2 separate regions of the Homo sapiens genome follow, and region 1 is linked to region 2. Evidence: read pairs that join two places in POLR2A ChIA-PET (ENCODE). Cell type or tissue: PC-9. All regions are shown on one strand. Each heading gives the region's core, and the rest is flanking DNA. Links, peaks and the distances in the headings are about the cores only.

Evidence for each region. ChIA-PET counts read pairs that join two places held together with the same protein. Peaks named below come from ENCODE experiments on the same cell type or tissue, not always from the same donor. Only the 100,000 strongest peaks of a DNase experiment are listed, where the experiment ranks them.
Region 1: POLR2A ChIA-PET joins it to region 2 with 12 read pairs; 2 of 35 experiments call an interaction of 5 or more read pairs at or near these places.

What each region holds. Positions count from the first base shown.
Region 1 is chr21:32,355,693-32,358,613 of GRCh38, reverse strand. It overlaps URB1 (URB1 ribosome biogenesis factor), which reads left to right. Exons shown (of 39, transcript NM_014825.3): 15 at 958-1,077. Among named protein-coding and RNA genes, the nearest start is that of SNORA80A, 20 kb to the left of the region's middle. In PC-9, for the core only: no CTCF peak of the experiment used is centred there; no DNase peak of the experiment used is centred there.
Region 2 is chr21:32,731,088-32,734,008 of GRCh38, reverse strand. It overlaps PAXBP1-AS1 (PAXBP1 antisense RNA 1), which reads right to left. Exons shown (of 4, transcript NR_038879.1): 2 at 352-420. PAXBP1 (PAX3 and PAX7 binding protein 1) reads left to right here. Exons shown (of 18, transcript NM_016631.4): 18 at 1-110. Among named protein-coding and RNA genes, the nearest start is that of PAXBP1-AS1, 4.4 kb to the right of the region's middle. In PC-9, for the core only: no CTCF peak of the experiment used is centred there; a DNase peak (open chromatin) is centred at 1,208.

The DNA of each region.
Region 1 (2,921 bases), core at 233-2,732, 380 kb after region 2:
CTGCTGGCTCTGCCTAAGCTAACCAGCACCTCACCATTTTCAGGGTTGTCCTCATTGCCAAGGGCTGTAGTGAGACACACAGGCTCAGTAGAGTTTGAATTGGGGATCTGGAGCTCCATGTACTTGTTGAAGACTTGTTCAAAGCCCAAAAGCCTTTTGAGGAGGATAAATTATGCATAAGCAATCCGTTCTATCAGCACTGGCATCGTGATGAAAGTAACAAGGACATCATTTGATGGACTCAGACAGCCTGGGGTCCCTCCTGCTCACCATCCACCAGACAGCACAGCATCTGCCTTGGTTCCCAGTAAACAGCCAGGTGCCTTCCCAGTGCCTCAGTTTCCATATATGTAAAATAGGGTAGCAGCTGTACCCACCTCACAGGGGTGTTGGGAGGATTCAGTGAGTCAGTGTAAGCTGGGCCCCTGGGACGGCTCCAGCACAGGAACAGGGCTACCTGTGCTTACTCTTGCTACTCTTCCTGCCAAATTGTGGTTAAAATGAGATGAGGTAAGGACCTGGCAGCATACTGTGTGTTCAGCAAGTGATGGCTCCTGCTACGTTATGTTTTGTTTTTTGTTTTTGGAGATGAAGTCTCACTCTGTTGCCCAGGCTGGAGTGCAGTGGCGTCATCTGGACTCACTGCAACATCTGCCTCCTGGGTTCAAGTGATTCTCCTGCCTCAGCCTCCCAAGTAGCTGGGACTATAGGCATGCACCACTATGACTGGCTAATTTTTGTATTTTTTAGTAGAGACAGGGTTTCGCCATGTTGGCCAGGCTCGTCTCCAACGCGTGACCTCAGGTGATCTGCCCACTTTGGCCTCCCAAAGTGCTGAGATTACAGGTGTAAGCCACCACGCCTGGCCCCATGGTATGTTTCTAATATATAACTATATATTAAAATTATATATGTAATTATATATACTAAAAATACGTAATATTGTTTAAACTCTAGGAAGGCCCAGATGCAGAAATTATTGGAGGTGAACGATCAGTATTTTACTTACTAATGAAAATGTTTGTGACCAGTAGCCATTTACAACTGAAGTCATTGACCAAACTTCTGATCATGAAGGTGAGCATTTTCTACCAGTTTCTAACTCTGAAAAGCATTTTGTATAGATCTTCCTTATGGTAAGTGTTTAGTTAACAGTTATTGAATTCAGGAGGTATTGGAATTGTTTTTAGTTTTAAAATAGAAGGTTTTATGGCAGTTTAATTTATTGTGTCTTACACTTAGCTACATTCCTGGGAGGCAGCCTGGTGCATTGGAAAAATGTTTTTTTTTTTTTTTTTTAGGTAGGTCATTTCTAGCTTGTTGTAGGCTCAATACTAAATTTTGGCTTCTTGGTGTTTATTAGGCAGTGCCTCTTTCCTCCTTCTCAGGCTCTGGCGTTATCCAGGGCTTTCAGCCTTTTTGCCAGAATCCATCACCCACAGCACATGGGTCATCAAAGCCAGTGGAAGAGAATAGGAATTTATTTCCTTATCTTGTTTTGTCCTTGATACTCATGTTTCCAGAGCTATGTCAGGTCTTATGATAGCAGTAGGACATCTAGTCCTCATTTCTGCTCTGCAACAAACAGCTTGGGGGATGCACTATGTTTAGGGTACAGAGGTTTGACCTTTCACTTTTATTTGAAATGCTGATAACCTTGCTACACTTACAGCCTTCTCTCTTGAGCTGCTTAAAGAATGTGGCAGTCTAAGTCTTGACCTCCATAGGTTGCCATTTCCTTCCAGGTAGTGCAGTTGTGAACCTGACCCCAGCCAGATTTCGTGATCACTGACTGCAAATAGGTGAAATTGGCACAGTCAGGCTTTCCTTTGGTGCATGCTGTTGCAGGGCTCTGTGCCGTGAGGCCTCTTAGACTCTGAGTTTCTGCTTTCAGACCATTTAGGGAAATCATTTCGTCACTTCTGCACATTCAAGTCCTGCCTCATACCAGTTTCTCTTCTGTTGGAATAGTGAGTCTTGAGGTCTGCATTTGAAGTGATATGATGTGACTGGCTCGTGACCTTGGAGAATTTCATACAGGCTAAGGGTTGAGTAGCTGTGAGGGGTCAAGTTTTACACATTTACCTGGGTCTTTGTGAAAATCCAGAGGTCTTTGGCTCCTAAGTAGCAGCCAAATTTTTTCCCTTCTTTTTATTTAGGAAATGAGGATAAACGATGAGTAGCCTTGAGAGAAGGGATCATATTGTCTTTTTTGTTTGTTTGAGACAGGCTCTCGCTCTGTCATCCACGCTGCTGTGCACTGCTACAATCACGGTTCACTGCCATCTTGACCTTCTGGGCTCAAGTGATCCTCCCAACTAAGCCTCCTGAGTAGCTAGGGCCACATGTGTGCGCACCACCACTAACCCGGCTACTTTTTTAATTACTATTTGCTGTAGAGGCAGAGTCTCAACTATGTTGCCTCCGCTGATCTCAAGCTCCTGAGCTCAAGCAATTCTCACACCTCAGTCTCCTGAAGTGCTGAGATTACAGGCATGAGCCCCTATGCCTGGCCAGATTATATTGTCTTTGAGAGAGCATAGAATGATTTGCTTGTTTCCCTCAACAATTGGGGATGTTATGTTGAAAGACTAACTTTCAGAGAAAAATGGGATGAAACTTTCACCCCCTGCGTGCTCCTTGGGCGTGTGGTGCTGGAGCACAATGAAACTGCTTGACCTCCGACAGAAAGTGGGTCCTGTAGGCTGGGTGTGGTGGCTCATGCCTATAATCCCAACACTTTGGGAGGCCAAGGTAGGCAGATCACTTGAAGCTAGGAGTTTGATACCAGCCTGGCCAACTTGGCAAAACTTTGTCTCTGCTAAAAAATTAGAAAAATTAGCTGGACGTGTTGGCACACTCCTGTAGTCCCAGCTACTCAGGAGGCCAAGGCAGAAAAATTGCTTGAACCCGGGAGGCGG
Region 2 (2,921 bases), core at 112-2,611:
TGATTCTGTGATTTTCAAAAGAGGAATTTTTTTGGAAATTAAGGACTATCGTTTGATAATTATATATGTAATTAAGATTTAGCCAAGCATTAAATTAATTTTTAAATATATCCTTTGTTGTATTTTCCTGACGACTAAATTTGCAGCATTTCAAATGACTCTAATAAAGTGGGACTGTGAGCAGGCCCATGTGTACCCTTGATCAGGACATAATATGCAGAACAGTGTCATGCACTGTATTTGCTCTGTTAATTTTATCTTATCCCTACATATTTGTATTAGTTCATTCTCACGCTGTTATAGGGACATACTTGAGACTAGGTAATTTATAAAGAGGTTTAATTGACTCACAGTTCCGCATGGGTGGGAAGGCCTCAGGAAACTTACAATCTTGACGAAAGGCACGTCTTCACAGGGTGGCTGCAGAGAGAAATGAGTGCTGAGGGAAGGGGGAAGTCCCTTATGAAGCCATGAGATTTCATGAGAACTCAGGAGAACAGCATGGCGGAAACCACCCCCCATGATTCAGTTATCTCCACCTGGTCCCGCCCTTGATGTGGGGATTATTACAATTCAAGGTGAGATTTGGGTGGGGACACAGAACCAAACCAAATCAGTATTCATTCTGGATGAATTTTTCATTACACCTTACTGGCCTACTAAGTAGAATTAAAGTCAGAACACCTATTCCTCATCTTAAGTAGAATAAAACATAAAACATGTATCTGTATCACATACAGATCATTTAGGCCTTAAACTGCATATTATTTCCAAACCCATTAGACTAATTACTCTGCTTTTAAGAACTCTTAAAATAGAGTTTTTATCCTATGAAATCTGTCAGGCTATATTGGTTTCAGGAATGGGTTTGAACATCACACTAGGAATTTGATGTAGGGTACATAAAACAATGGTTTTTCTATCCCAAGCAGAACATTTTTATTCCTGAAATAGCTTAAGGACATTATTTCTTATGAAAGGAATTATCAAAAGATAAATCCAGAGGGTTACATTTTAATAAAGCTGGTTTTGCTTTTCAGTTTTTTCTTTTGGAGCAATCCTCTGAATTAACTCCAAAATAGGTGACAAATGTTTTTGAGAAGGAAAGCTACTTTATTGAAACAACATAAACCACAGTCAAGAGTGACTAGTACTACTGTAGCCAATGATGTCGAAGTCTCACCATGTCCCTGTTCTTGCCACTGGTGTCCTCTTGCAAGTATTTGCTCCTCTGCCTGAGGGCTTTTCTTTGGCCTGTGCAACAGGCTGGAGTGTCCTGGAGATACTTCCTGGAACAGATCTCAGCCAAGGGAGAAAAGGAATTGGAGGCTAAATGCCCCAGTGTGTCAGTTAGGGTCCTCCTGGGAGCAGACACTGAGATGGTATTAAATGTACAGGAAGTTTATTGGGGGAATGCGTATAAGAGAAAACGGAGGGGAGCCTGGAGGAGGCTGGGAAAGCTGTCAGACAATGAGGCAGGCAGGTCTCACCTGTGTGAAGGAAGGAGGATGAAAGTCTTAGACATTGGTGCAGTTCTAAAGTTTCAGCAGGGCCAACTGGCAGCTCTGACAGGTACAACCAGGGGTCTCCTTGCTAGTATGAGATCTGAGAGACAGAATTTCCTGATGACCAAACCCAATTTGCTGATCTCTCAGGAAAGCAGGTATGGTCCACATTGCCTATAAGAGGTCTTCAGTTGAGTAGAGCCATAGTTGCCTGCAGTGGTAACATTACCAGCACCCAGAATTGGCCAAAAAATTGAAAATGCTAATAATCATCCTTGAAATCATGAAACTCTTACAAAAGTAGTCAAATGTTACAGAGCTGCAATATAAAATAGGAAACTGTAAGTTGCTACATTGTAGTGGTTGTTAATGGTTACAAGAGCTCTTCTTATCTCTAACATGGTAATACCCATGTAATAAAGGGAGTCTTGCCATTCACTGATTATGACAAAACATTTGATCTGTTGTTTCAAGTAAATGAAAATGAGAAAAACACTAGCACTACATGTAGGAAGAAAAAAACATATCTGAATGGGAGGTGTACTTTCATAAACGTTTTGAAGACTGCCCTCCAGAAATGAAACTGTCCATGGATACTGGGTTCACAGCTGCTAAAAGCTGCCTCAGACTGCCCAAACACAGGCTGAATATTGTTATATGGGATTGGTATCGACATGCAATGTAGACTGGTCCCTGGCCTGCTTTGGGACTCTAGCCCCCAGTAATTTGTACTGCGTTCCTGTCAGTCCTAACTCCAGCAGCGGCTTAAAGGATACAATCATTCAGTACAATGAAAATCCCTAGCACATGACTTCTTAGGCTCTTGCTAAATATCTTTAGGAAAATGTATGAGAAAAGTTTTGACAAAACACTGCAGAAACCATTTTAAGCTACTTTGCAAAAACATTTTGATCATGAAAGCTTACCTTTTACTTGTAACCTTAGTGACATTGCTGTTGCTTTGGGACCGAGAGCCAACTTGAACAACTTGAATACAGCTCTAATCTTGAAGGTTGAGCCCTGTTTCTGGCTCCGGCACTTTGATTTCCACAAGAATCTTTGTGTTTCATTAAAATAAACCCCCTTCACTTGATCTCTCTTCAGTTGGTCTCTTGTTCCAAATGAAAATACTTCATTTTTATCTATCACAAGTTTCCTGTTTTCTCTAGTGGCAATTTCCTGTCTATGATACCTGCAAGTTATTTTTCAATCTGTTTTTTTTCCACAGTGATTCTGCTCTCAAGCTTACTAGTTTTTTATTCATAGGATTTCCATTTTTCTAATTTAAAATCTTATCCTTCACTGGTTACAATGAATTTCTTTAAAGAAAAAGCTAATGCTATTTGTAACCTACTGTTGCGTTGCCTTTCAAGACCACTGTTTTCTGTTCGAGCCATTTCTTTCTCAGTCATTGGT